Linked DNA regions of Homo sapiens: region 1 is linked to region 2. A link is an interaction called in ENCODE POLR2A ChIA-PET data of the cell type or tissue named here. Cell type or tissue: PC-3. All regions are shown on one strand. Links, peaks and the distances in the headings refer to the core of each region. The heading gives the core; the rest is flanking DNA. Region 1 overlaps MYO1H (myosin IH). Region 2 overlaps PPTC7 (protein phosphatase targeting COQ7).

The links. ChIA-PET counts read pairs that join two places held together with the same protein. Peaks named below come from ENCODE experiments on the same cell type or tissue, not always from the same donor. Only the 100,000 strongest peaks of a DNase experiment are listed, where the experiment ranks them.
Region 1: POLR2A ChIA-PET joins it to region 2 with 19 read pairs; 2 of 35 experiments call an interaction of 5 or more read pairs at or near these places.

The regions. Positions count from the first base shown.
Region 1 is chr12:109,441,162-109,456,599 of GRCh38, forward strand. It overlaps MYO1H (myosin IH), which reads left to right. Exons shown (of 32, transcript NM_001101421.4): 26 at 454-547; 27 at 1,056-1,111; 28 at 2,353-2,488; 29 at 3,052-3,122; 30 at 3,271-3,368; 31 at 4,352-4,451; 32 at 5,998-7,218. The coding sequence ends at 6,021. It overlaps KCTD10 (potassium channel tetramerization domain containing 10), which reads right to left. Exons shown (of 7, transcript NM_031954.5): 6 at 14,957-15,152; 7 at 7,494-10,652. The coding sequence ends at 10,434. Among named protein-coding and RNA genes, the nearest start is that of KCTD10, 28 kb to the right of the region's middle. In PC-3, for the core only: no CTCF peak of the experiment used is centred there; no DNase peak of the experiment used is centred there; H3K27ac peaks cover 880 bases.
Region 2 is chr12:110,554,767-110,570,204 of GRCh38, forward strand. The region is part of intron 1 of PPTC7 (protein phosphatase targeting COQ7); the gene reads right to left. Among named protein-coding and RNA genes, the nearest start is that of PPTC7, 21 kb to the right of the region's middle. In PC-3, for the core only: no CTCF peak of the experiment used is centred there; DNase peaks (open chromatin) are centred at 10,805 and 11,315; H3K4me3 peaks cover 409 bases; H3K27ac peaks cover 2,201 bases.

The DNA.
Region 1 (15,438 bases), core at 4,284-12,283, 1.1 Mb before region 2:
AGAGTAACTATTTCAGGGTTTGTGGCCTTTCTCTGTTGGAATTACTCAACTCTGCTGCTACAGTGAGAAAGCAGCCATGGACAATGTGTGCATGAATGGCATGGCTCTGTCCCAATAGAATGTTACTTACAAAAAGGGACAGCAGGCTGAGTTTGGCCTGCAGGCTGTGGTTTCCCAATCCCTGATCTACAAGAAACTGCTCTTGGAACTCTGGAAAATCCACTTTCAGGAAGGTAGTAAGGGAACGAGCAGAAACGTCAACCCAGTCTCTACCAATATGACTTTCAGGGCATTTTGGCCAAAGCCAGGAAGGTGTTCTGACTTGTATGCTCCAGGGTAACAAGGCTCCCACAGTTTATCCAGCAAAGGATGTGACCTCAATGGGTCTAGAGCTCTTCTATCCCAAAGAAGCCTGTGGCTACCATTTTTATACTTTCAATTGTGTATTACCAGATGCAGCAAAAGGTAGTTACAAGTGAAATCTTCAGGGGAAGGAAAGACGGCTACACAGAAAGTTTAAATCAACCCTTTGTCAACAGTCGGATAGGTAAGTACATTTTCCAGCCTATGTACTTGGCTTTCCAATTCTAAAAGGAGTTAAAGGGTGGGGTGCGGTGGCTCATGCCCATAATCTCAGCACTTTGGGAGGCCGAGGTGGGCGGATTGCCTGAGCTCAGGAGTTCGAGACCAGCCTGGCCAACATGGCGAAACCCCATCTCAACTAAAATACAAAATATTAGCAGGGCGTGGTGGTGTCCACCTGTAGTCCCAACTACTCGGGAGGCAGAGGCAGGAGAATGGCTTGAACCCAGGAGGCGGAGGACGCAGTGAGCCGAGATCATGCCACTGCACTCCAGCCTGGGAGACAGAGCGAGACTCTGTCTCCAAAAAAATAAGTCAAAGGCAGATGCTCAACTCTGCAGCATTTCCTGATGGCTATTTCCCCACCTGAGATCTTAGCACAGAGATGCATAACAAAACTAGCAGATACCAATGACTTTTCCACAGGATTGGTACTTTAGTGATGATTCATGGCCTTCTGGTTCCCTCTCTAGATGAAGGAGACATTAATCCGAAAGTGCTTCAGCTAATTAGCCATGAGAAAATCCAGGTAAGGCGATGTGTGTCCTCAGTCTCAAACAGGATTCCCTCATCGAGTCTAAGAGCAGGGTCCCCTTTCTCCATAAAGGGCGCACTATTTAAATGCAGGGGTGCAGCTGGGCAGCTGGGGCTCTCAACTGTGATGCTTTGGGTATTAACTAAGATGATGGGGAACAAATGATGATTAGATAATGGCTGCTGTTCTCATGACACCTCCGTCACCCTAGAAACTGTCTTGGTTTGCTTTCCTACAAAATTGAATGAAGTGTAGCCATGAACTTAATCACGAAACACCCCCTTATTGGTGAGAGGCAGTGTGGCATAGTGCCTGGGCACTGACACTTGCTTTGAACGTAGCAGCCGTGAGATCCTGGGCAGGTCACTTAAGCTCTTGGTGCCTCTGATCTTCTGTGAATGAGGATGATGGGTTTACTGAGAGGATGAATGAGTCGGTGGGCGAGAGGTGCTCAGGCTGCTGCCTGGCACGCAGCAGCAGGTGAAGCCCTGGTGATCGTGTGTGCCAGTGTCTGCTCTTTTTTTTTTTTTTTTTTTTTTTGTTCCCTGGGGAATAGAAGCCACTGTGACTGGATTGGATTACACTGTGGCTGTGAGAGTTTTCATCTCTGACCATCAGAGCAGACCTGCAAGGCAGGCAGCCATAGCCTTGACTTCCTCAGAGGGCAACGCAGGTAGGCAGAGCTAGGGATCCAAATCCCCATCATGCAGAGAGCCAGGAAAAAAAAAAAAATATATATATATATATATATGTGTGTGTGTGTGTGTGTATATATGTGTACGTATGTGTGTATATATGTGTACGTATGTGTGTATATATGTGTACGTATATGTGTGTATATGTGTACGTATATATGTGTGTATATGTGTACGTATGTGTGTGTATATGTGTACGTATGTGTGTATATGTGTACGTATATGTGTGTATATGTGTACGTATATGTGTGTGTATATGTGTACGTATATGTGTGTGTATATGTGTACGTATATGTGTGTGTATATGTGTACGTATATATGTGTGTATATATGTGTACGTATATATGTGTGTATGTATGTGTACGTATATATGTGTGTATATACACACACACACACACACACACACACACACACACACACATACACGCAAAATCTGTTTGAGCTTTTCTAAATGCTTGACATCACTTTACCGGTGTCTGAGTAGCAAGAAACTCGGTACTCTGCCCCACCTTCCCTGGTGAAGTCACCTTCCCCTTGCAGTATGGTGTCCCGGTCATTAAATATGACAGAAAAGGCTTCAAAGCACGGCAGCGGCAACTCATTCTTACTCAGAAAGCAGCTTACGTGGTGGAACTTGCCAAAATCAAGCAGAAAATAGAGTACTCAGCTCTCAAAGGTAAGAAGTGGGCAATCTTTAAAACAATGCACTGAGTTGACTCAACTACTGGAAAGCCCAGTAATGAAGCTCCCAAATGGGAAACACAAGTGTAGGGTGCCCATAAACCCCGGGGTAGTGATGCACACCTGTAGTCTCAGCTACTCGGAAGGCTGAGGCAGGAGGATCACTTGAGCCTGGGAATTCGAAGCTGCAGTGAGCTATGATTGTGCCACACACTCCAGCCTGGGTGGCAAAGTGAGACTCTGGCTCAAAAAAAAAAACAAAAAACAAAACCATCTGCCCTCCTCCCCTAGCGTTGCCCAGCCTGGACTGCACCCTTATTCTGGCATAAATATTAATAGCACCACTTTACTCAAGTACCCAGGTTGGGCAATAGTCTGCTTCCACGGTGATCAGAGCCCACTAGCAGGCTAAGATTTCTAAAGTATGCCCTTCATCCTTCTGGGCCCAGCTAGGAGAATGAAGTGTGGTGTTGGGCAGCCCCTGGGCGTATCTCTTCTTCCTCTGTACTAATGTCAAGCTCTCTAGTTCTTGGCTCCTAACTCTGGATCTGTCTTAAGGTGTCTCCACTAGCAATCTGAGTGATGGAATCTTAGTCATTCATGTTTCACCAGAGGACAGCAAGCAAAAGGTAATTGACAGCCACCAGTCTCTACTAAAAGACAGAAACAATACACTGCCAAAATGTTAAGTTGACCACCGTGAAACTTCTCTATTGGAGTGTCTGTTTCTTTAAGCTGTGAATACTGAAATTATGCCTTGTCTCCTCCCCACCCCAGGGGGATGCCGTTTTGCAGTGTGGACACGTGTTTGAAGCAGTTACTAAACTCGTCATGCTGGTTAAGAAGGAGAACATTGTCAATGTTGTTCAAGGAAGGTAGGTGGCTTCATCTTCAGCTCAGGAAGTAATTCAATGTTAAAATGTTTATTAAGGCCGAGCGTGGTGGCTCATGCCTATAATCCCAGCACTTTGGGAGGCTGAGGTGAGCAGATAACTTGAGGCTAGGAGTTCAAGACCAGCCTGGCCAAAATGGTGAAACCCCGTTTCTACTAAGAATACAAAGATTAGCCGGGTTTGGTGGTGCACACTTGTAATCCCAGATACTTGGGAGGCCTGAGGCACGAGAATCCCTTGAACCCAGGAAGCGGAGGTTGCAATGAGCCAAGATCACACCACTGCACTCCAGCCTGGGCAACAGAGATAGACAATGTCTCAAAAAAAAAAAAAAATTACAGATCGGGGAAGATGCAAATATTGTTTTCACTCCTGCTTGCCTCCTGCTTCCAACGTAATCAAGCACCATCTCTACCAGTAAGGGGTGAGAAGCCTCTAGTGTTACATCCTCGCCCCTTCCCATAAGTAACTTTTTTCCGTCTTCATCCCTGGGATCTTGGCCTTCAGAGAAATGAAGTCAGTGAAGGCAGGATATCCTGGAGAGCTGTTTCTTTTCCCTCATCCTGTGCTGTTCCAAGTTTTAACAACCAGAGCACATTTGTAGGTGGAATAAGGAGAGAGAGTTGAGTGCTTTGAAATGTGTTGTCTTTGTGTTGCTGTACCTGAGGGAATACTCAGCCCCTCAGAGTTTCAGTGTGATATGGAAGTAGTTCCATAGACATCAACTGACCCTTTGAAGAACTGAATGTGCTCATTTGATCTCATGGTAACTACAGAAACATGTAAGTTGCCCAGCTGTGGCAACAGCATTCTTCCTTTCCTCAAATATGCAATAAAACACTGTAATAAAACAGGAATTTGATCTTGAAACTAGTAGAATTTAATAAGTGAATTTCTTCTGTAGACCAAAGGTTGAGAGAAGAAAATACAGTATGTCAGTAATGTGTCACTTTGTGTATTTTAAGTTTACAGTTTTTTATTAGTCCGGGAAAAGAAGGCACAATAGTTTTCGACACTGGACTGGAAGAACAAGTCTATAAAAATAAAAATGGACAATTAACAGTGGTGAGTGGCCGTCTCTGGGAGGGAAGTAAGCCGTTTTAGATGAGAATATAAGTTAAAGTTCTACCAATTTCAGTCCTGTAGATTGACTGGAATCATAAGCTATTAATAGTTCATTTCTGCCCTCTATTCCTAATTCTACATCTGTAAGACAGGAAGAAACTGATATAGAGATACACACATCTAAACACTGAATGAGAAAAGAAAAAAAGCTTAACCATCCTTGTCAGTGAACCAGAAGCTGACATGAGACACTTCCCAAATAGCAGAGTCTAACTTTTCACTGGATAAAGGCTTCACGCTTATTACAGTTATCCATAACTATCCATAACTTCCCCCCACGTGGAAATCAATGCGCTTGTGTCCCACCCAGATACTGAGACTTAATTGGTTGGAGGTGCGGCTTAGGCTTCAGGATGCAAGAAAATATAAACGTAAGAAAAATATGTAAGAAAGAAATGTGTAAAAAATATGTAAGAAAATATAAAGTTGCTTTTTGGAATACATGTGTCAAAGGCTGCCCATGTTAATACCTTTGGTATAAAATGGATCTAACAAGCACAGAGGTTTGGGAACCATGGCTACGTTAGGGAGAAGTCTAGCCTGAGCACACAAGTACGCTGCCTTCCCTGACTGTGCCCATGCTGGGCTGAGGGTCCCAGTGGTCCTCGCTGGCTGCTAGTACACGGAGCTTGTTTTGATCCAGTTTTGCTGAAAACGACATGTTAAAAGCAGAGGGAGCTGAATCTTTAAAATGTATCTTGTATTATAGGAAGAATTTTGATACAAATTAATTAAAAAATGGTCTGTGAACATGGAGTGTCTCATACACATTTAAATTTAAGTGGATTTACCTATAAAGTCATTTTGCAGGCCCGGCGCGGTGGCTCACGCCTATAATCCCAGCACTTTGGGAGGCCGAGATGGGCAGATCACCTGAGGTCAGGAGTTCGAGACCAGTCTGGCCAACATGGTGAACTCCGTCTCTACTAAAAATACAAAAATTAGTTGAGCATGGTGGCACATGCCTATAGTTCCAGATACTCAGGGAGGCTGAGGCAGGAGAATTGCTTGAACACAGGAGGCGGAGGTTGCAGTGAGCTGAGATCGCACCACTACACTCCAGCCTGGGCGATAGAGTGAGACTCCATCTCAAAAAAATAAAATCATTTTGTAGATATAAAATAATTGCCCCTAGACACAATGAACTCCTTTGGGGACAAGTTAAAATAAGGATCATTTTGGATGTAGACTATAAGGTGTCTTTTTAGTTTACACACTGTCTTAAAAGTGACACCCCAGAGACTGTGTCTCTCTCCTCTGGAGTCACACGGAGTCCATCTTCCTCCCTGACTGGTTCTGGCTGAAGAGGCTGACAGGCCTCGATGAGCCAGTTTCTAAGTCTGGCTTGTCTCATGGGAGGTGGCACTGGCTTCTCACAGGCCCTCCACACCCACCTTGCTAATGGTGACAGTTGAGGTGATAACTGTTTCCTTTTGCGCAAAGGGAGCGGGGAAGGGCTGTAAACCGAAGTGTGACTCTCTCCCAGGTGTCAGTCCGGAGGAAGTCCTGATAGAGGATGACGTCTGACCTCTACCATCGCCATTTTTGCTCCAACTGAGGAAACTACAGGGGAAGTGGGGATTGGATCCAGTTAGCTACCTCTTCAAGGTACCAGGCCCGCAGCACTAACAGATCACATCTGAAGAAACTGAGGGGCGTTAGGCCAAAGCCTAATCCCAGCTCCTCAGCTGCCCCATGGCACCTTATTTAAAATGTCACCTTCTGGAAGCAGACCCCAGGTCACCCGAAGGCGCAATTCTAAACACCCTCGACAGGATCTATGTTCAGTGCGCAGTCCAACGTGTCATTAGAGGGTGGGCAAGATTCTCTACCTCTGTCAAGCTGCCCTGAGACATGATGAAATACTGTGTACAGCAAGTTCTCAAATAACATTTCGTTATATGTTGATAAGACATCTGATTCCTGGGCAGGGCCACTGTCTGGGTGGAGTCTGTATGTTCTCCCCATGTCTCTGGGTTTCTTCTGGGTGCTCTGGTTTCCTCCCACGTCCCCAAGGTGTGTGTGTCAGGTGCACTGGCGTGTCTATGCGGTCCCAGTCTGAGTGAGTGTGGGTGCGTGAGCCCCGTGAGAGGAGGACATCCTGTCCAGGGTGGGTCCCGCCTTCTGCCCTGAGCTGCTGGGATTGGGCTCTGGCCATCTGCAACCCTGAACGTGCAGGTTGGAGAACGAATGAATACAAATTTTATTGTAAAATAAAAATGTATATAAAGCATATGAGCACACAAATGGACAATAAATGCCACAGCGCAAAAGCGTGTAGCGAGCCTGCCACGCTTGTGACTGGGGAGGGGCTCCGTATAATCTCACCTTTGCAAGCGTTTATTTACTGATGTATGCGGCCACCACTGTGACCACCATCACTTACCGATTCACCAAAACTTAGGTAATATGGTCTTATTTTTGATTTAATTAAATATACGTGTAGCTCATGTATTTCACAGTTTAATATGAGAAGTGCTTTGGTCTTTATTTAGAAATTGGGTGATGTTTTTGTGCCCAGCAACATGCTGTAGGAATTTAACTCTTGTTTACATCCATTAGCCTCATGGTTTTGCTTCAAGTCTCAGCTTCCAAGAACCTATCGATGACTTACTGTGCATGGTCTGAGACTAAGTAAAGGAAATTTCCTAAAGCTGTGAAATTTGAATTTTGCTTTAAATAAATGGAACTCACATGTGTCAAGGGATTGGGTTTGGTGAACTGAAGCCCTCTGCCCCATAATAGCAAATCAGTGGTAACACCAGCTGATTCACTTTTTCATGAGCCAGGCAGCCTTTGACCCCAAGACTTCCTTTTGGTGTTTGAATTCAAACAAACACTACAGAAACATGACTGTCTTTTCCCTTCCACCTGGAGCGACTTTAAGGGGCTGAGGCAGAACGTGGGGGCCCTGCCTTTGTTGTAAACCGATTTTAGGGGCCTGGTTATGCCGGGCATGCCTGAAAAGAGCCAGAAAACAGAAGCATTTTATGACTTTTATTTTACATGTCGCCAACGTTTGTACAACATACAGTGGCTACATCTAAAACTTTGAGCATTTTTTTATGGCGCAAAGAGACAGAAAGGTTAATGACACACTTAACTGTTACAGTGACTTTGGGTAGGGCCCTAAAGACAGCACACGCTCCAGAGGGCGGGCTGAGTGTTGTTCACACTTGGGTCCTGAATCGCTGTTGTAAGGTACAGAGACACACTTTAACTGGGGAATGGGGTCCCCACACAGTGATCGCCCCACGGGAGGGTGACAGAATATGCCAGGAATTGTCTTGGACATGGGCCCCAGTCACCACAATCAGATGGCTTATTTGAAACAAACAAACAAAAAAAACCCTTGATTACGACACACCAAAGCTGTTCCAATTTGTAAAAAACTGTAGTTATTACATTGCAATGAAATCTCTTTACCAAATCTTGGGCCAGTGTTTTACCTGGATAGTGCTTACATTATAAATATTGGTTTTTGCCCTTAGTGCTAACATAAGAAAAATCAGTTCCTTGTATACTCAATAACAGAGCTTGGACCAGCCAATGCTGTCTATTCACTCATGGCTATAATGCAGCCGACAGAATTGTTCACCATGGAATGTTTTATAAACCTGTTCATATTCCAGAGAGACAAAGACTCAAAACTACAAGTGCAAAGTTGGGTAGAGAGAGCTGCCAGAAACACTAGCTCATTAGGCATAGAGGCCACAGCAAATCAAATTGTTCCACAAACTCATTCTTCACACAAACATTTAAAACACTATGCAGCCAGGTGTGGTGACTCACACCTGTAATCCCAGCACTTTGGGAGGCCAAGGTGGTCGGATCACAGGGTCAGGAGTTCAAGACCAGCCTGGCCAACATGGTGAAACCCCATCTCTACTAAAAATACAAAATTAGCTGGGCATGGGCTGATGGGTACCTGCAATCCCAGCTACTCGGGAGGCTGAGGCAGCAGAATCGCTTGAACCCAGGAGGCACAAGTTGTGGTAAGTGGAGATGGTGCCACTACACTCCAGCCTGGCCAATAGAGCAAGACTCCGCCTCAAAAAAAAATTTATACAATGGCTTTTCCATTTTCCTGGCCAACATTCACTTCGACTTTCTAAAAAAGCTCAACCCAAAAGAAAGACAGGGTTGGTGTTTAACACTTAAACAGTATAAAATATTTACGAAACATTTTGTAAGCCCTCTTTCCTTAGCACTTAATAAAATCCAAATGGCCTAATATAAAAGTTTCTCACACGACAGTTTAAAAAGCATCTGCCCAATACACGATTTTGACATTCAGTCATGATTGTTTTAAAGTTTTATTGTAGACTTTGCTGTTGGATACAAAATGAAGGCATACAACTGTCACAGGCAGGGCAGTAAGTACAAAGTCTAAGCTGTAAAAACCGTTTGAAAATATAAACTCGTTTTTGGAATACATGTGTCAAAGGCTGCCCATGTTAATACCTTTGGTATAAAACGGTAACGATTCCCTTGACAAACCCATCCATCACCTGACGCACATTCACATCTCCTGGTAACTACTCTACCTAGTCTAGTCTCAACCACCCCTGTCAGTCACGACTCACTCCTGTTCCTTTGCAGGTGCAGAGGAGCCTGGGAGGTAGGTCACTGAGAACACCCGTCCTACATAGGCGCTGCGCCCAGCCGGGCTCCAGCAGGGGCCGCCACCTGTGCCCCACAAGCACACGTCCCCACCCACAGTCACACATATCCCTTAAACAAACATGAACACAGACACAAACCAGACCCAAAGTTATCTATCTACCCGCACATCCTCAACCTGTTCACTGCTGGCCACTCTACACTGTGTAAAAATCAGAGGCAAAGACAAGGGGGTCTGTGTTTATAGCAGGGAAGCTCCCTGGGGCTGGTGGTGTGAGGGTGTCCCTGCCTGGATGCCAGGCTGGGAGGACAAAGGGTATGGGCCACACTGAATTTCTAAGCAAAATGACTTAGAAAGTTAGCCCAGCTTCATGGGGAAGGAGGCTGAAGAGGAGCGGGATCCCAGGGAGGGGTAGTTTATGAGCTATGCCTGTCACAGGGTCAGATGGCCTTCCTGGAGTGGAGTCGGGTCAATCAGGAGAACAACTGGACGGGGCTGGAGTTGGGGAAAGAACCAGAAACAGAGCTGGACACTTACTGCCATGGAAAGTTCTGCTCCTACGCAGACATATGGGGTCCCAGTGAGCACCAGGCCAAAGACCAGCCCAAGGTGGCAAAAGGCTTGATCCCTAAACAAAGCCTTGCACCCAAAGTTGCACTGGTCTCAACGATTTAGACGCTCATTCAGCCATATTTCCACTGCCACAAGCTGCAATTATCAACAAGCTCTAGGCCCAAAGCCACATGGCAGAAAGCACGTCTAGCAAAGCAGTGGGGATTGTGCCCGGGCCAAACACACAGGAACCAGGAGTGGACCTGCTGGGGCTGGAGGATTATGAAATAGGAAGCAGGGAGCTCAGATACCTCTGGTGGCCTCCAACTGCAGGACAACTCTCAGAATTGTCAAACTGAACCCTTAAGGGAGTGTCACCCAAAAAGCCCACATAGGAAGTCGACACCCACAAAAATAAATATTGCAAACAAAAGTTCTCACATACACTTCACACTCATTCATACTTTTCCTCTGAGAACCGAGAAAGCCTGGCTCCAAAGAGTCTCAGATTCTCATGAAAAGTAGAGATCTTAGACACAGCTTGTTCAACGACAGGGGTCATACGCCTGGGTCAAGACAATCAATTTGCCTTGTCAAGCAATACCAAAATAATCATCTGGCTTGTTACAAAAGTATCTCCAGGCTCCAAGGGAAGCAGAAGGGGCCCGGCAGCCTGCACAGGATCTGGGTGTAGCACGGCAGGGAGTGGGGGCGGTGAGAGGAGGGCGGCTCGGTCTCTTGCCTGCTCACTGGTGGAGGTGGGCCCGGTCATCAGGGCGCTTGATGTGGATCCTCCGCACGCGCTCGATCCGCTCCCGCTCCTCGTCCTCGTCCAGGTGGTGGGAGCGCCCCGCCGCCCCGCCTGTGGCCTCCAGGAGCGCATTGTCAGGTCCCCGGCCATCCTGGGCCTCATACAGCAAAATGTTCAGGGTCTCCTCATAAATCCGGGCTTCGGGAAACTCCACCTGTGTTCCCACAGTATACAGGGCAGGTAAGTTATGGCCCACCCCCTCTGCCAACACCTGGACTTTAAGCAGGGCCGCCAGGCTAAATCAGGCCCCTGGGATTCTGCTGAAGGCCACCAGTATTATTTTTAAATAAACTGATATTTTCAATGGCAACACTTACATGTGGTGCTAAATGCACAGAAAATCAAGGGGATGCAGAGAAACAGGTCTCCCTGCCCCTAGTTTCCCTTCTTAAAGGTACAGTTTCTCATCATTTTACCCTCTCAAAGATTCTGTGCATGTAAATATGTGTAATACACATATTTATTCACACACTTCAAAAAACACACAAGGTGGCCCACCACACAGAGTTGTACATGTCTTCCTCTTGTGCCTAACTTAACCTAGAGATCATTCTGTATCAAGGAATTATAAATACGACAATGCAATTAACCATACTTGGATGGCCATTTAGGTCAGTGCTAATATGCTTCTCCTAACAGAGCTGCAACCTTGCACAGAAGTCCTTCCACACCTTAAAGCAGTCTCTAAAGCAGTTTTTTGTACAGGGTCCAGCTGGGGACTCCCACGAAATGGGCATGAGCCCTTCTGCTGTTTGGCAAATCATTGTGTTTGCTCATTGCCCTTCAGGGTTAAGGTGTGATGAACAGGAAGAGGGCCACATAAGCAGGTCCCACACATTTGATCAGACTAGACTCCACTTTCAGGGTGGAATTCGGAGGTTCTGGGAAAAATGGAGCAGGCACACTCTACCCCGTCTTCCTCACTGACACTACAAAGCCAGAATGGGATGCACACAGCAGCTAACTGTGGACTCAGAAGTAAATCATGGCAGGCAGATGGGGGAAACAACAGAATTTGGAGTAATGCCCAACAGTGAGTTTACTGTTTGCTGCTGCCAGCACTGATGCAGCCTGAAACCCTGAAATGGCACCAGGACAGAAGACCTCCAGAAGGTCTCTAGTGGCCAGGGAGGCCAACAGAGTCTAACAGGCAGAGAGGCTGGGAGGAAATCCTGGTTTTCTTTCCTTTTTTTTTAAAAGATATGGGATCTGGCTAATTAAGCTTTAAAATTTTAAGACTTCTCATTTTTAGAGCTTAATAAGGAGCAAGGGGATTTAGAGACCACATGGTCTGATCCCAACTGTTTCTTGATTCACAGACCAGGTTCAGGAGTGGCGTGTTCTTGTGTTTGTGAAGCTGGTTAGGGGCAGAGCCAGGACGGGAGTCCAAGGGCCTCTTTCTTTTCTCTTTTTTGTTTTGAGAGGGAGTGTTGCTCTGTCACCCAGGCTGGAGTGCAGTGGCACAATCATAGCTCACTGCAGCCTTGAACGCCTAGGCTCAAATGATTCTCCCACCTCAGCCTCCCCAAGTAGTTGAGACTATAGGCATGCATCACCATGCCCAACTAACTTTTTGTAGAGATGAGTGTGTTGCTATGTTGCCCAGGCTGGTCTTGAACTACTGGGCTTAAATGATTCTCCCACCTCAGCCTCCCAAGTAGTTTAGACTACAGGCACACACCACCATGCCCAGCTATTTTTTAAAAAATTTTTGGTAGAGACAGGGGTGTTGCTATGTTGCCCAGGCTGGTCTTAAACTCCTGGACTCAAGCAATCCTTCTGCTTTGGCCTCCCAAAGTGCGGGATTACAGGTGTGAGCCACCATGCTCAGTCCTTTTCTTTATTTTCTTGCACCCAGACCTGAGCATTCCTGTGGCAGCAACCAGAGACTGCAGGAGTCAAAACTCTGAGGGAAGGAACCTTCTTTTCTGATGAGAAGAGCTGTGGTCTCAGCAGGATTGGGAGAATCTGGTTGCTTTTTCTATCTTCATGCTCCTGGGCCCAAAATACAGGCATGGTTACAGAAAGTGGGTGGCAAAGGGGGAATAACCAAACCCCCAGCTTTCTGGCTGGCCGATCAGAGAAGGGGACTCCAGGGAAGCTTAGAGAACTGCGGAGAAGAGGAGCTTGAGAAAGCAGCCTGTGAAGTTGTATATGAACTCCTAGACCCACACCCAGCTGCAAGATCTACCCCTAAACTGCATACGCAGACTGAAAGAACTGAATGCTGCAAGAGATACTGCCCAGGACAGACGGGCCACAGCATGGCACACAGCTAGGACAGATTTGAAGGCTTTGAAAATCAAACTGTCACCGCAACTACAAACTACAGAAGGCTGGTTAGAGCTTGCAGCCTGAGCCCAACTGGGTCAATTGCCTGCTAAAACAAAAACATCAATGTTCTCCCTAGGATTTAAACAAGGCCTGGAGTCCTTTAACAATATTCAAAATGTTTAGGATACAATCAAAATTTCTCAATACACAAGAACCAAGAAATTCTCAACTCCTGTGGGAAATAACTCACAGATGCTAGCGCCAAGGTGACACAAGGTTTTGGAATTACCTGACAAAGACCTGGCAGCAGCTATTATTAACCTGTTCCAGTAAGTAAGGGCCAATGCTCTTAGAGCAAATGGAAACATAGGGAGTCTCAGCAAGGAGACAGAAAAACCAAATGAGCACTTGAGAACTGACAAATACAATAACCAACAACCTCAAACAAAAACACAACTTACCAGCAGGGCTCAATAACAGAGTGGAGATGAGACAGGAGAGGAGAGTGATATGGGCTGGGTGCAGTGGCTCATGCCTGTAATCCCAACACTTTGGGAGGCCAAGGTAGAAGGACCACTTGAGGCCAGGAGGTCGAGACCAGCCTGGGCAACATAGTGAAAGCCAGTCCCTACAAAAATAAATAAAATGAGCCAGGTGTAGTAGCATGCACCTGTGGACCCAGCTACTCAGGAGGCTGAGGCAGGAGGATCACTTGAGCCCAGGAGTTCAAGGCTGCATTGAGCTATGATTGTGTCACTGTACTCAAGCCTGGGTGACAGAGCAACACTCTCTCTCAAAACAAAGAGAAAAGAAAGAGGCCCTTGGCTTCCCATCCTGGCTCTGCCACTAACTAGCTTTACAAACACAAGAACATGCCACTCCTGAACCTGTCTGCTAATCTAGAAACAGTTGGGATCAGACCATGTGGTCTCTAAATCCCCTTGTTCCTTATTAAGCTCTAAAAATGAGAAGTCTTAATCTTTTAAAGCTTAATCAATATGGTGACTCTCCTCTTACTACCCAAGGGCAGAGGCAGCCCAGGTATATTTTTAAAAAATCAAACCATGACAGAATGGGGGTCTAATTACAGGAAGAATTCACAGCCCTGAAAAAAAAAAAACAGTTCACAGGAGAAAAGGGGCATGATGTCTTGCCAATGTGGAGAGAGAGGCAGATGATTCTGGTTCACCCCCTGCCCCCGGGATCTTTGAAAGCAAAAAGAACCTCAGTGTTTAGCACTTCTTGGCTACCTTAAGAACAATATCTATTCTTTTAGGATAGATTTTGAATGCTTAGGAATAAAATATGTTGTCAAATTCATCCTGTGAGTGCTGGGGAGGAGGAGTAGATACAGACTGAGTGAGAGTGCCCAAGCTGATGGCCCTTGACGTGGCGTGATGGCACAGGGGAAATCACCACACTATAATTCTGTGTATGGCTTCAATTTTCAATAATAAGTTAAAAAAAAAAAAGACTCTGGTTTCTACTTTGTGATGTGATGATTTCTTCTCATTTGCTTTTTGTTCGAGGTCAGCTACAGAATCATGCAGAACTGTGGCCCCAAAAGCTGCAGGGACAATAGTAACCTGGGTAAGTGACCTACAGGCTCAGGCTCTTAAGACTCCTGTGCAAGGGTGACAAGAGGCATGACCGTCGGCCCACAGCAGACCTGCTGCATGTCACTGGATAGCCAGAATTCCCTTAGACACGTTAAAGAAATGACAGAGTGTATAATGTGAATTAAAAGTTTAAAAAGACAGAAAACCCAATTGCAGAGCCCCAAAAGGGCAGGCAAATTCAATTAAGGGGGGGCCAGATCTCTAGCAGCACTATGCAGAGCAATCCAGCTTTGTGGAACGGCATGGTGGGAGAAGTCAAAGGATAGGTCAAGCCTACTGGTTTGGAGAGGATGATATAAAAACACATCCCCAGAGTCCAGCCCAGTCAGGGAGTCAAGCATGCTTGGAAGGAAGCCAGCAAGGTAGGGAGCTAAAGGAATGCCAGATGAACCCTACATTTGGCTCCTTGCAGGGCCTAAAAGATAAATATTTTAAGGATGAGCAATCACAAGGCAAGCAAAGCATTTTAAAAGCATTTCCCTCTGTATTGGGCTCAAGTGAAAGGAAGTTCTATAGGTGTGTGTTTCAGAACAGCCACTCCAAACTGTCCTCTCGAGGCTCTTACCTTGGTCTGTTTCTTCTCAGTGGCATAGACGATGGAGGTACAACAGACTTCAGCAATCTTCCGGCCCTGACCATAAAAGGACCAGCAGCAGATTTCATCCCCAATAACATCCTTTATGAACAGGACCCTTCCGTTAAAGCGCAGAGACAGCTTATCAAACAGTTCAATGTTTTTCAACATATTGTCGTCAGAATTGCTGCAAAAGAGCATTTGATACGGTGACCACAAGCTGGTAAAAACTGCCATCATTTGCTGGGCCCTTCTACACGCAGGGCCCTACTGAGCCCACTTTCTCCACTACCTCATTTCAACCTCACAATAATCCCATGACAAAGGCACTCCAATCTCCATCACTCAAGAAGGAAAGTGAGGATCAGAGAAATTAGGTAATTGCTCAAGGCTGAACCTAATAAATGGCAGACACGCCCCCCAAAAGACAGCCCTGGCCCCTAAGCCTGAGTGCTCCTAACCATTGTGCTTGA
Region 2 (15,438 bases), core at 3,824-11,823:
AGAGAAAATGTCAAAAATATACATTATTAAGGCTTTAAATGGCCTTTCTGGAAGGATCCATAAGAAATATTAGCAATGGTTGCTTTAGAAATAAGGAACTGAAAACGATCCATGAACAAAATGGGAATTTTTGCCTTTTACTTCATACCATTCTGTATTAATTTTATTTTTATCATGAGCATGTATCATATGATTTTTTAAAACAGGGATTTTTTAATTTTTAAAACTTTCTGAGCATGAAACATCCTTCCCATACACACATTTATTTTTTGTACATTCAACTTTAAGAATGTATTTGGTACAAAAGTAGCAGAGTGCCTATATATACATCCCTGAAAAATTGGCTTAACATGAATTGGACATGTGAAACTATTTCTCTGGGGATGGCAGTTAACAAAAAGAAAGGGAACACATCGTGAAAAAGTAAGAGGAAACAGAATTGGAAGACATAAAGAAGGCAACAAATAGTGTATCACCACTGGGACAGCAACTTTCCCCACCTATGTGACCAACCAATAAACCAAATTTCATGACAGGGCAATTCCAAATTAGCTAATTAAAGTAATAAAAACTCTGGGATTCGTTTCAAAATATTTAAGGGGTTGAAGGGGGAGTGACAGAAGCACAGATGAAAGAAGACTGGCCATGAATGGATCGTTGTTGAAGCTGAATAAGAAGAACACCCATCTCTCTACTTTGATATATATTTGAAATTTTCCATAACACAACATTTAAATAATAACAATGATAACAAGTTTAAAAAGAAAAAAGACCCTTTTGCCTGCTGTGTGGAGAGCAAGAGCGGAAGGAGTTTAAGTAAGAGATCCATTTCATAGTCCACTCGCAATCTGCTGGCAGTGTGGTTAGAGGCGTGCAGACATTTGGTATCCATGAAACAGAACACGTGGATTGAGGGGTGAGGGAAAGAGAAGCAACCGGGCTAACTAGGGATCTATCTTACAAGGAACAGCACATTTCATTGTTTTTCAAGGAGTTGTGAAGAGGTTTGGGAAACTTATATTAAAAGAATTTAAGATCATTTCAATAGGAACTTCTTTGGAGAAACTCTTATTTTACTAGGAGTAAGATTTCACCATAATTTAAAACACAACAATTTATGTTAAAACACAGAATATAATTATAAGCCTTGCAACACTATCTGATGAATCATTCATTCTTTTCAAACCACTGCCTGCTTCAGGGAAGAATTTCTTCTTAAGTAGTCTCTGGTACAACTACAATTAACTTTAAATACAAATTGGTTTCATCTGCAAATGCTCTTCACAAGAAAACCATTAAAATCTAAGATAACGTTTAGAGTTGATCCTCGATCCTCGCACTCACTAAATAATCTGTCAGCAGGTTGAGTCTGACCTGACACAGCCCTTCAACATTAATCAGATTTCTCCCAGAATACAGCACAACCTTTTGGGCACCTGTTTGCTTTTTTACACGGGCAAAGGATGCCAAGCAAAACACCACTGACCAAATCTCTTTAGGGGAGAGAGAAATTCAAAAAGCATATAAACTCTTCAATAAAGCTGCAGGGAAAAAAGCCTTAATACAGTGCATATATATAACTAAATTATATAAGGGGAAGAGTTGTATTTGGGATGAGAATCAGACTAAAACTAGAATAACCTACTACACGTACATATGAAACCTAATTTTATTCATATTAGGTGGTTGTTTCTACACAGAAATTAATATGTCCTCTATTGCATAAGCAAAAGCTTCAGACTGCAAAGAGCAAGAATACCCTTTAAACAGTGGAACTGATCCAGATATAAAGGGAAATTTCATTCAGAATACATGTCAAAGGTAAAGAAAACTGTTAAAGGAGAAATTGCTTAAGATCCCAAAGATGTCAGGAACACAACTATCAAACAGCAAAGGATAAGAATAAGAATACCCTAAGAGCAAATGGAGGCCACACGTGGACCACCACATTGTGCATGCTGCGCTAGGAAATAAGACGGCTGAGAAAGCCGGTCTCTGAGAAGCTCCCCTGCTAGTGGGGTGCTAGACTTCTCACAGAGAAACCAGACAAACGGCTCCCATAAACACTGCTGCAGGAGGGTCAACAGCCAGTGGTTAGTGCTTACGGACACCACGAGAATGCAGCGCCTCAAGAACAGTGCCAGCCTGCTCTGAAAGTGGCATTCGGATAGGCCCTGGCAGGGGTCAGCCAGATTTCCACGGCAGGGAAGGATAACAAGAGGAAAAGAAAGGCAGACAACTAGATGCTGGGGCTTGGGTGAGCAGGGAGAAGCTGAAAAATGAAGGGCAGTAGCGAAAGTTGTAGAAAATCAAGAATGCCAGTTCAAGAACTCTAAAGTTCTTTATGCTACTGACCTGTGCTGTCTAACATGGGAGCCACTAGCCACATGTGGCTATTGAGTCTAAAATCTCACTTGTTTGGATTGAGAAGTGCTTGCTATGAAGTGTAAAATACATTCTGGATTCCAAAAACTTAGTACCAACAAAAGAAAAACTAAAATGACTTAGTAGTAGTTTTGTTTTCTTTTAAGAGATGGGGTCTCACTCTAGCCCAGGCTGGAGTAGTGGCCTGATCATAGCTCACTGCAGTCTTGAACTCCTGGGCTCAAGTATTCCTCCCACCTCAGCCTCCTTAGTAGCTGGGATTACAGACACACCCTGATACACCCCGCTACTTTTTTTTTTAAGTTTTTGTAGAAACAGGGTCTCACTATGTTGTCCAGGCTGGTCTCAAACTTCTGGGCTCAAGCAATCTCACACCTTGGCCTCCCAAAGTGCCGAGATTATGGGCATGAGCCACAGGATCTGGCCAAGTTTAACACATATATTAGGCATACTCAAGAGGTTAACAACGATAATAAAACAGAATAATTATAACAATATACTATAATAAATGTTGTGTGAATGTGGTCTCTGTCTGTATTATTGTTAGGTAATGTGGGTATATTAGTCCATTCTCATGCTGCTATGAAGAAATACCTGAGACTAGGTAATTTATAAAAGACGGAGGTTTAATTGAGTCACAGTTCTGCATGGCTGGGGAGGCCTCAGGAAACTTACAATCATGGCAGAAGGGGAAGCAAACACATCCTTCTTCACATGGCAGCAGGAGAGAGAAGTGCTGAGCAAAGGGGGAAAAGCCCCTTATAAAACCATCAGATCTTATGAAAACTTCACTATCACAATAGCAGCATGAGGGTTTATGGGGATTATTATGGGAACTACAATTCAAGATGAAATTTGAGTGGGGACAATGCCAAAACACATCAGTGGGTAATTGAAACCTCAAATAAGAGGGAACTACTGTTTCTGGATTTGGGGAATTAGAAAATATTGATTAGATTATTCTACAGTTGGCAAGGGTGTGTAAATGCCTTTAAAAGACATTTAATTCTGTCTTGGGTATGTCAAACTTCAGGTGCCAGCAGGGCATCTTTGTGGAAGTGTTGTGTATAAAGTGAGGAACTATGAGTTTGCGGCTGGCAAGGCAAGTTGGGGCCAGAAAATCTGAGAATTGATACCTTAGTGGTAGGGTATCCAGTTTGTCAGAATGATATAATCTCTATGGAGGTAGAGAGAAGTGAAGCTAAAAAGGAGGCTGAATTAATGACTAGAAGGGCCTTGAATGCCAAGATAAAGAGGTTGCACCGAATATAGAAGCTATTTCCTTTAATTCACTGTAATCATCTTATGTCTCCATTAATAACATTCTGTGAGCACACATCTAGCTTAAGTGTTTCCCTTGACCCAAAATCCAATTAAAATCACTATTAGATTAAGATAATGGTTACATATCAGAAATAGCTGAGCAAAAGATTGAGAAGAGACCATAGGGCACAGAAAAATCCTTTAGTGTTTTTGTTTGTTTTTGTTTTTTGAGACGGAGTCTCGCTCTGTCGCCCAGGCTGGAGTGCAGTGGTGCGATATTGGCTCACTGCAACCTCCGCTTCCCAGGTTCAAGTGATTCTCCCGCCTCAGCCCCCCAAGTAGCTACCACGCTCCGCTAATTTTTTGTATTTTTAGTAGAGACGGGGTTTCACCGTGTTGGCCAGGATGTTCTCAAACTCTTGACTTCATGATCCGCCCGCCTCGGCCTCCCAAAGTGCTGGGATTACAGGTGTGAACCACCGTGCCCAGGCTAGTTTTATCTTTTCAATGGAAATGTCAGTTTTATGAAGCAAAACGAGCAATTAGAAAATAGTTACAGTATTTATGTTTTTACAAAGTATTTTATTAAGTTTTCCATAGACTGATGCTTTTTCCCTTTTTCTTTTTTTAACAGCATCCTGCTCTGTCACCCAGGCTGGAGTGCAGTGGTGCAAACACAGCTCACTGCAACTTTGAACTCCTGGGCTCAAGGGATCCTCCCACTTCAGCCTCCAGAGTAGCTATGACTACAGGAATGCACCAACACACACAACTCATTTTTTTAAAAATTTTTTTTGTAGAGATGCGGTCTCATTATGTTGCCCAGGCTGGTCTCAAACTCCTGGGGTCAAGTGATCCTCCTGCCTCAGTCTCCCAAAGTGCTGGGATTACAAGCACAAATCACCATGCCTGGTTTCTACAGTTAAGAGTTAAAAAGGGAAGCAAAAAGAGTAATTCTGGGTGTCTGCCATCATTAAGTGTTTATAAGAAGAAAAAAATTTTTTTTTTTTTTTAAGAAATGGGGTCTCGGGCCCAGCGTGGTGGTTCACGCCTGTAATCCCAGCACTTTGGGAGGCCGAGGTGGGCAGATCACTTGAGGTCAGGATTTCAAGACCAGCCTGTCCAACATGGTGAAACCCCGTCTCTACTAAAAATACAAAAATTAGCTGGGTGTGGTGGTGCGTGCCTGTAATCCCAGCTTCTTGGGATGCTGAGGCAGGAGAATCACTTGAACCTGGGAGGTGGAGGTTGCAATGAGCCAAGATTGCATCACTGCACCCCAGCCTGGGCGACAGAGCAAGACTCAGCCTCAGGGGAAAAAAAAAAAAAAAAAAAAGAAATGGGGTCTCACTCTGTCACCCAGACTGGAATGCAGTGGTGTAGTAATAGCTCACTGCGGCCTCAAACTCCTGAGCTCAAGAGATTCTCCCATTTCAGCCTCCTGAATATCTGGGACTACAGGCATGTGCCACCATACCCAGCTATTTATTTTTTGTAGGGATGGGTCCTCGCCATGTTGCCCAGGGTGGTCTTGAACTCCTAGGCTGAAGTGATCCTCCTGCTTCGGCCTCCCAAAATGCTAGAATTACAGGAATGGGCCACTGAGCCCAGCCAAGAAGAAAATTCTTAAGCAATTTTCATTTTTCTAATTAACATGTTTTTGTCTTTGCCAAAATGGTATAACCATGTAAAATGGTAGTTATGACCAGGCGTGGTAGCTCATACCTGTAATCCCAGCATATTGGGAGGCTGAGGTAGGAGGATTGTTTGAGCCAAGGAATTCGAGACCAGCCTAGGCAACATAGCAAAACCCGTCTCTACAAAAAAATTTAAAAATCAGCCAGGGATGGTGGCACACACCTGTAGTTCCAGCTAAACAGGAGGCTGAGGGTGGGAGGACTGCTTGAGTCCAGGAGGTCAATGCTGCAATGAGCTGTGATCACACTACTTGCACTTCAGCCTGAGCGACAGAGCGAGACCCTGTCTCAAAAAATAAAAAATAAAAAAAGGTAGTTATAACCAAATGATAGCTATCTTAAAAATCCTATCTTCCCAATTACACAGTCACCTAACTGTGTAATTGCAAAAGGCTTACTATAAGAAAGACTTCTGAACTAGTCAAAATCAGCAAGAGCGTCTCCAGTCCTGTCCTCCATTAACAGCCATCAACATGATGTTGCAATTATTTTAAACCCCTCCTACTGCACTCATCTTCAGACTGACATGCAGTTACCTACAAAGCAAACGTTTTCTAGAAGAACGCGATGCCTAGAGAATAAATACTAAACTTCAATTTTAATATAAGCATCAATGAAGAAAAACAATTTGATTTTGTCCAAAAATGTATTTAATGTACACTCTGGAAGAATTTCAAATATTAAGTAGTATCCAAAGGTAATAGCTTTATTCCTTGCATCTTTGATGATCTCAAGGCATCTTACATCAAGCCTCGCATTCCAAAGAAGCATACTGGCTCTACATGGATTGTCTTTCCATCAGTGAAACACATCTCCTGCCTACTAGGATGGGTACTTGATAGTGAGTTGAAACTCTAGAGGAGAAACTGAATAAGAATCTGGCAGGATCACAATAATTGAATAACAGAAGTATCAGGAGACCCTCTGCACTCTAAGGAATAAGGGTATCTGCTTTTACAGACTTTCTGCAGTAAGGGGCCATCTAATGAGAAAGGGGGCTAAGCAATATTTATTGCAGTACGACAGGCATCTTTTCAGATGCTGAGGCTTTTCAAAGACTTTAGTGTTCTCAGAGCCAGCCTCATTTGTCTAAAGACATCACAGCATGAAGCACTGTAACTAGAAAAAAAATGAGATCAGAGTAGAAACTCAATTTCCTATCCAATGGAACAGATCACATTTATATCAACATTTCTTTTTTTTTTCTTTCTTTCTTTTTTGAGATGGAGTCTCACTCTGTGGCCTAGGCTGGAGTGCAGTGGCGCAATCTCAGGTCACTGCAACCTTCGCCTCCCAGGTTCAAGTGACTCTCCTGCCTCAGCCTCCCGAGTAGCTGGTATTACAGGCACCCACCACCATGCTTGGCTAATTTTTCTATCTGTAATACAGACATGGGGTTTCGCCATGTTGGCCAGGCTGGTCTCAAACTCCTGACCTCAAGTGATTGCCCCCCAACACAGCCTTGGGCTCCTAAAGTTCTGGGATTACAGGCATGAGCAACCGCATCCAGCCTATATCAACATTTCTTAAACCTCAACTATTTGGGCACTTAAGAACGCTCCCGACGGGGTGCAGTGGCTCATGCCTGTAATCCCAGCACTGTGGGAGGCTGAGGCGGGTGTATCATTTAAGCTCAGGAGTTCAAGAGCAACCTGGGCAACATGGTAAAACCTCCGTCTCTACTAAAAATACAAAAAATTAGCCAGGCATGGTGGCACACACCTGTGGTCCGAGCTGCTTGGGGGACAGGGGTAGAAGGATCACTTGAGCCCGGGAGCTGTGATCGTGCCACTGTACATGAGCCTGGGTGACACAGCAAGACCTGCCTCAAAAAAAACCCCAACAAAACAAAAAACACTCCCCTGTGATTCAAGACTGTGAAATGTTGTATCTGCAAATAATTATCCCAAACGGAGAGTCGCTTGAGCCAGGAGGTTGAGGCTGCAGTGAGCTATCACTGTGCCACTGCAATCCAGTCTGGGTGAAAGAGCAAGACACTGTCTCTATTTTAAAAATGAAAAAAATTAGCCATGCCTGGTGGCGCATGCCTGTAGTCCCAGCTACTCGGAAGGCTGAGGCAGGAGAATCGTTTGAACCCAGGAGGCGGAGGTTGCACAGGGAGCTGAGATCGCACCACTGCACTCCAGCCTGGGCAACAGATTGAGACTCCATCTCAAAAAAAAAAAAAAAAAAAAAAAAAAAAAATCCAAAATGAATGAAAAGCAGGATGACTGAAAAAATATATTCAACAAATATATTCTGTCAAGTTATACAGAAAAATGTCATGTGCTTTTTGACTAACAACAGTCCTTTCAGTTCTATGGAGGTAAAATTATATAGATTATGCTGCACTTCCTGTTTTAACAAGCAAGTGAAATACTCCCTTTGCAAGAAGTTTCCGGCCCAGTGCAGTGGCTCACACCTATAATCCCGCACTTTGGGAGGCTGAGGTAAACAGATCACTTGAGGTCAGGAGTTTGAGACCAGCCTGGCTAACATGGTGAAACTTCATCTCTACTAAAAATACAAAAATGACCCAGGTATGGTGGCGCATGACTGTAATACCACCTAGCTGGGTAACTGAGGCAGGAGAATCGCTTGAACCCAGGAAGCAGAGGTTGCAGTGAGCTGTGATTGAGCCACTGCACTCCAGCCTGGGTGACAAAGCGAGACTCTGTCTCAAAAAAGAAAAAAGAAGAGGAAAAAAAAAAAGAAGAAAGATGTTTCTGGCCAGTCGCGGTGGCTCATGCCTATAATCCCAGCACTTTGGGAGGTCGAGGCGGGTGGATCACCTGAGGTCAGGAGTTCGAGACCAGCCTGGCCAACATGGCAAAACCCTGTCTCTACTAAAAATACAAAAATTAGCTGGACTTGGTGGTAGGCACCTGTAGTCTCAGCTACTTGGGAGGCTGAGACAGAATTGCCTGAACCTGGGAGGCAGAGATTGCAGTAAGCAAAGATTGCGCCATTGCACTCCAGCCTGGGCGACAGGGTGAGTGAGACTCCATCTCAAAAAAAAAAAAAAAAAAAAAAAAAAGAAGAAGAAGAAAAAAGAAGTTTCCATTCCACATTAATCACAATGAAATCTGTGTCTTTTGATTCTCCAGAGATCAAGACTACGTCAAGAACAAGATCTCTAAGCAGAAGTTAATTCAAAAGTGAAGGTAATGAAGCTCAAAGGATGGACTGAAAAGTTCAACCCTGTAATAAAACATGTGAAAATGGCCGCATGAGGTGGCTTACGCCTGTAATCCCAGCACTTTGGGAGGCCAAGGCAGGTGGATCACCTGAGGTCAGGAGTTCAAGACCAGCCTGGCCAACATGGTGAAACCCCATTTCTATTAAAAATCAAAATTAGCCAGGCGTGGTAGCACATGCCTGTAATCCCAGCTACTCAGGAGACTGAGGCAGTAGAATCCCTTGAACCTGGGAGGCAGAGGTTGTGGTGAGCCGAGACTGCGCCACTGCACGCCAGCCTGGGCAACAAGAGCGAAAATCTGTCTCAAAAAAAAAAAAAAGTGTGAAAATGGAAACTATAGGCAAAACTCAAACAACAAAATCAAAGCTGTAGTAAGCGGTTCATTTTGTGTTTGAGAATTCCAAACAAAATAGTTAGCTATTCCTTGCTAGCTTAGTAATTATGAGACAACTTAAGAATTAATCAAATTAATGAGCCTCCACATACACTTACACCTATGTCTAGAATACTTCATTAACTAGAGAAGATAATTTCCAGACTATTCTGGGCAGTTGCCTTGTCTTAAAAAGCAGTGAAAAGTGCTGACATGAGGATTAGGAAACAATTGTGTGAAGGCAAAGAAACTTAAAGTCATCCTTTTAAAAATAAAAATGTTCTTCCTTTAACTTCAATAATTCTGTTTAAATACCAATACTTAATGTGGAATTATCTATTCTGGCTCAACTGTGGCTTGGGAACTTGTGCAAATTACAAACTTGGTATGAATCACTGGTCTGCCTTCCACAAACTGCAGAGTTGAAGGTTAAGTTACTGAAAAGGTCACTTCACTCCTTTCTGGCCTGCAACAGTATCTTCCTCAAATGCCAAATGCTGTTAGCAATGTTTCTGGACAGGAGGAGGCAACAAACAAATCATCTGGGAGGTCATACTTATTGTAAGTTATGAATAGCAGAGACAGGGCACTAATTATGTTACAGAAGTAAGGGCCTCTATTAAAGCTGTGGCTTCAGTTTGTTTTCAGGTGTTAGAAAATGTCACATAATACCAAATAATTCAAAAATTAAGTAAGGAAGTAACAAGCAATTAAGACCAGCTATCTGATATATGCCTACTTGTACTGGCCCTTTAGGCTGGGGAGAAGATTTTCCTTCTGTTTATAATTTACAAGATTAGATCTAGAATTCTTGTCAACCTGATATTTATGACAAGCCATATATCCTTGACCTAACCCCAAAGAAGATACTATTTACCCACTGCTTTCTTCACCCTCTATAAAAATAAGGGCTGGCCTTGACTAAAATAGGCACCCTCTGGGAGAGGTCTATAGTCACATGCGGCCTGGCACAAATGTAACTTTTTTTTTCCTTTAAACGAGAACATCATTCCTTTGAATAGCCTGCCAAGTGTAGAACTGTCTCTTAATTTCTGAACACTAATTTATATACACATATATATACACGTATATATATACATACACGTTATATATATATACACGTATATGTATATGTGTATATATACATACACGTTATATATATATACACGTATATGTATATGTGTATATATACATTGTTTTTTTTTTTTGAGATGGAATTTCACTTTTGTCGTCCAGGATGGAGTGTGATGGCACAATCTTGGCTCACTGCAACCTCCACCTCCTGGGTTTAGGAGACTCTCCTGCCTCGGCCTCCTGAGTAGCTGGGATTACAGGCACCCGTCACCATGCCCGGTTCATTTTTTGAATTTTTAGTAGAGACGGGGTTTCACCATGTCAGCCAGGCTGGTCTCAAACTTCTGACCTGAGGTGATCCACCCGCCTCAGCCTCCCAAAGTGCTGGGATTACCCACCACGCCTGGCCTATATTTTTTACTCTATACATTGTTCAACTAAGTAATGATCTTTGAGTAGTAGGACAATGAGTACTTTTTTTTTCTTTTTCATACTTTTTTTGTTTTGTTTCGTTTTTCAGACGGAGTCTCGCTCTGTCGCCCAGGCTGGAGTGCAGTGGCATGAACTTGGCTCACTGCAACCTCCGCCTCCCAGGTTCAAGCGATTCTCTGCCTCAGCCTCCTGAGTAGCTGGGATTACAGGCGCCCACCACCATGCTGGGATAAGTTTTGTATTTTTAGTAGAGACGGGGTTTCACCATCTTGGCCAGGCTGGTCTTGAACTCCTGACCTTGTGATCCATCCCGCCTTGGCCTCCCAAAGTGCTGGGATTACAGGCGTGAGCCACCGTGCCTGGCCCATACTTTCCAATTTTTTAGCAATGAGTAATGTTACTTTCATGGGAAGGATGACAAGAACTATTTATGTAAATCAGGTAAAAACCACATTCTATACTCACATTTAATATTAAAACTATTCAAAACATTCTATTGGACATTTACTGTATGCAAGACACTATGGTGAAAGGGAGCTAAAGATTTATATGTAATAAAATATTTCCTGCATATGGGAACTTAAAATGAAGTGATGATTTTGGTTGGGGAGGACAGTTTAGGGAGATTCAAGATATATGACTATAATAAAGTAAAATATGCACCAATAAAAACAAAAGCAAAGAAGGTCAGATTATGCATAGCTGAAGGAATCAAAAGGATTAATGAAGAAGTGTCTGAAATGAGCCTTGAAGGATGAAAGAAAATGAGTTGTAGGAGAGGAGGCTGACAAGACAGGCATTTTGAGCAATTCCCTAGGATTCTGACTTACATGAATAAAGTACAAGTCATAGCAGGTGAGGGTTCCAAGAGCAGGGAAACTTGACCTCCAGGTAAATGTCTATTACATTCATGCCAGGAACCTCTCACCATTAATCAGCGCAAACAATGCAGTGCAGAGCTTACGGCATTTAGGAGTCCCTGGAAGGAAAGGCTGGCCTGAGGCTACCAAACTCAACAAGGCTTGTTAAGTTTTTGTTTTAACTAATAGTTAACAGTTAAGCAAAACCCCTTAATTAAAACAAAAGCAATAGCTAATAACTAAGTAGAAGTCACAATCAGCCAAAATCACCTCCCTAAAAGAAAATCTAAAATGATCTTTTCTAACTGGAAAGGCAGTGTGGGATACTGAGCAAGGACACAGGCTCTGGAGGCAGATCTGGGTTCAAACTCCAGCCCCAGAACAAGATGTGCTAAGCATGGCCTTGGGCAGCTCTCTGAGCTTCAGTAGCTTCACCTGTGAATGGAGTCGTATCCTCGATTTCACAGGGCCGGTGTGAGGAACGAGGATAACCTCTTCAGAACATCTACCAGTGCTCCGCTCACAGCCAACATTCAGCAAGTTAGAGTTATGCCTATCTCTAAGAAAGGCTGGCGAGCAGCAAACAGACCAGCCTAGACTGCAGCAATCAGAAAAAAAAGAGTCTTTGACCCATGTTTGTAGGCTGCCAGCTCTACAAACACTAGTCTGTGGTCACAACCAAAAGACAATGCCCACTCAGAGATAATGCATAAAAGATAAGTAGTCCATTCAGCTCTTTCAGTCACACATCCACCACCATTCAATATTCCATTAAACATTCAATAGTAACATTTTCAAGTACTAATAAACATATATTTGTCTCCAAAAATAACAAGGAAAAAAGGATTTACCTGCACTTTGAAAAGAATATTTTCCCCAGAAGGACTCTGAAGTAACCTTACTTAGCAAATACTTCAGAGCCTGCTGCCTCCTGTGTCAGGATTCCAACTCAAAGATTTCTCATTTTACATGGGAAATCCTAAAACTATGAGGAATACATACATGGGCCTAACCATTTTCTTCGTCACTACAATAATACCAGTGCCTTTATAGCGATCTTCCCTTCTCTTTTCTTCCCCTGTACATTGTGAGCCTCCAAAGGGCTGAGTCTCACACAGCTAACCGTTGTTTCATCCCCACTGGCTGGCCTAGTACCTGGCTCAATGATTCCCCACCCTTGCTGCACAATGAGATTACCTATGGAACCCCAGCCCTACTCCCTGAATCGGTGTGGCCAGGGTGGGCCTAGGCCTCTCAGCACAGGCGATTCTAATGAGAATCAATGGTCCAGCTGGATGGAAGCATTCCACAAGCCTGATGGTTCTGCCTGTAAAATGCCTCTTGTACCAAGCAATCCCATTTTCTGTTCCCAAACTTGATCCTTCCTTTTGCATTTCCCACCCTAATTAATGGCAGCCCAGCTACCCATACATACTTCCAGGCTTAGAACCCTTAAGGCATCTTCCAAGTGCAAAACCTCTAACTCAATTTCCACTCCTCTTTCTCTTTTATCCTCTGACCAATTATCACCAAGCCTACCATGAGTCTGAAGCTCAACTACTTCCCACTGCCCTAGGTAAAGCCCTTTCTAGCTCAGACAATTTCAGTAGCTTCGTAACTGGTCTTTTGCCTCCTGTTCTCCCATTACACCCTCTGTATCGATTTGTTTTTTACAACACTGCAATGTCCATGTTACTCCTCTAGTCAAATACCTTCCATGTAATATGTATTTATTTGCTTGTATATGTGAAATATTCTTTAGAAGGATACACAGAAACTAGTACTGGTTGCCTCTTGAGAGGACTTTGTAGCTTGGAGACAAGGGTGATGAGACTTCACTGTGCACTCTTGAATTCTGAACACCTTTTAAATTCTGTACCATTTGAATGTGCTGCCTCTTCAAAAGCAAAGACCTCTTTCTACAGCTTCCTCCCCACCCACCCCCCAAAAAACAAACCAAACCAAACAAAAAACCCACCCAATTCCTTAACATGATAATTTAGTCTCAGTCTATTTTCTAACATCAATTCTCAACACTGACCCCTATGCCGACCCTACCAGCCATGAAACAGCTGTAGTTTTGGGGATCTACTTTGCCTTTGCTGAGCCCTCAATCTGGAGTATTCCCATTCTTCTCATTTGCCTCAGCTTACTGAAAAACCCTTCTCTTAAGGCCTGACGTTGTGCCCCTACAATCTCATGCGTTTTTTTTTTTTTTTTTGAGACGGAGTCTTGCTCTGTCACCCAGGCTGGAGTGCAGTGCCGCGATCTCGGCTCACTGCAAGCTCCGCCTCCCGGGTTCACGTCATTCTCCTGCCTCAGCCTCCTGAGTAGCTGGGACTACAGGCGCCTGCCACCACGCCCGGCTAATTTTTTGTATTTTTAGTAGAGATGGGGTTTCACCATGTTAGCCAGGATGGTCTCGATCTCCTGACCTCGTGATCCGCCCACCTCGGCCTCCCAAAGTGCTGGGATTACAGGCGTGAGCCACCACGCCTGGCCCTCATGCATATTCTTTCACACCAGTCCTGTGCATGTTTGCCTTCCCCACAGGACTATGAAACATCAGGGTTGAAGTCTGTTTTGTTCATTGGTCTTTAAAACAACTGTCAGGGACTAATAGGAAGCAACCAATAAACAATGAATTCAGCTGACCACACTGAAAAGTTAGAACACCAATATCTGGTATACAAACTTTCAGCCAAAAACTCCAAAGGGATTGAACCTAGTAATGGATCCTAGCGTTTCACAAGGTGTCATTCCCTGGGTCAGAACTCGCTACAAGATGTTCCTCTAACAGGCCATTCAAAGAGAAGGCTGCCAGGCAAGGTGGCTCAAGCCTGTAGTCTCAACTACTTGAGAGGCTGAGGCAGAAGGATGGCTTCAGTCCGGGAGGTCGAGGCTGCAGTGCACTACAACTACACCTGTGTAGAGAATAGCTACTGCACTCCAGCCTGGGCAACACAGCAAGACCCTGTCCCCGCCCCCCCCCCTCAAAAAAAGCCAGGTGCAGTGGCTCACGCCTGTAATCCCAACACTTTGGGTGGCCAAGGTGGACAGATCACTTGAGGTCTGGAGTTCAAGACCAGCCTGGCCAACATGGTGAAACCCCATCTCTACTAAAAATACAAAAATTAGCCGGGCATGGTGGCGGGCACCTGTAATCCCAGCTACACGGAAGGCTAAGGAAGGAGAATTGCTTGAACCCAGGAGGCGGAGGTTGAAGTGAGCGGAGATCACACCACTGCCCTCCAGCCTGGGCGACAGAGTGAGACTCTGTCTCAAAAAATAAAAAGTAAAAATAAATAAAAATAAAAAAAGAGAAAGAGAGGGCTGAGCTGATGGAAAGAGCATTAAAGAAAAGTCTGGAGATAACACTGCTCCCAACTTTCTTTGCCACTAACTGGACCTAAGACACTGGTCAGATCGTTTCTCTAAGCTTTAGTTTCCTCATCTGTGAAATGAGGGGCAGGAAGACACAGTCTCTCTAGAGTCCCTTTCTCGGATCCAAGACTGTGGGACTTATAAGTCACACTGCAGGAAAAAAAGAGCCAGTTTAAGAAACTTTATAAACAAAGGCTAACAAATAAGGCTATCCTGTCTTCATTCACTTAGGAAAAGAAAACAAAACAAATAGGGCTATACTTTGCATTTCACATACAATATTACATTTACTGCATGAACTAGTTTTGAAACAAAGCCTTCATTTCTGGCTTCCCAATTTATCTCTTGTCCTTATTGCACTGCCACATGTATATTTCCAGTGAAGTTTCAATAATGATTTAGAGAGTGGAAACAGTGCCCCTTGTCCTTTCACTTTAGTTTTAAACACCTAACTAAAATGTTGGCAAAGTTTTTCTTAAAGCCACTAACAAACACCTCAACCACTTTTCAATCTGAAATCCTAATAAAAGAATAAAAGATGATGGCCAAGCACAAGATCCTGGAACAACAACAACAACAACAAAGATGGTTATAAATTAGTATTTGTGGGGAAAAGCAAGAGAGATCAGATTGTTACTGTGTCTGTGTAGAAAGAAGTAGACATGGGAGACTCCATTTTGTTATGTACTAAGAAAAATTCTTCTGCCTTGAGATTCTGTTAATCTATAACCTTACCCCCAACCCCATGCTCTCTGAAACGTGTGCTGTGTC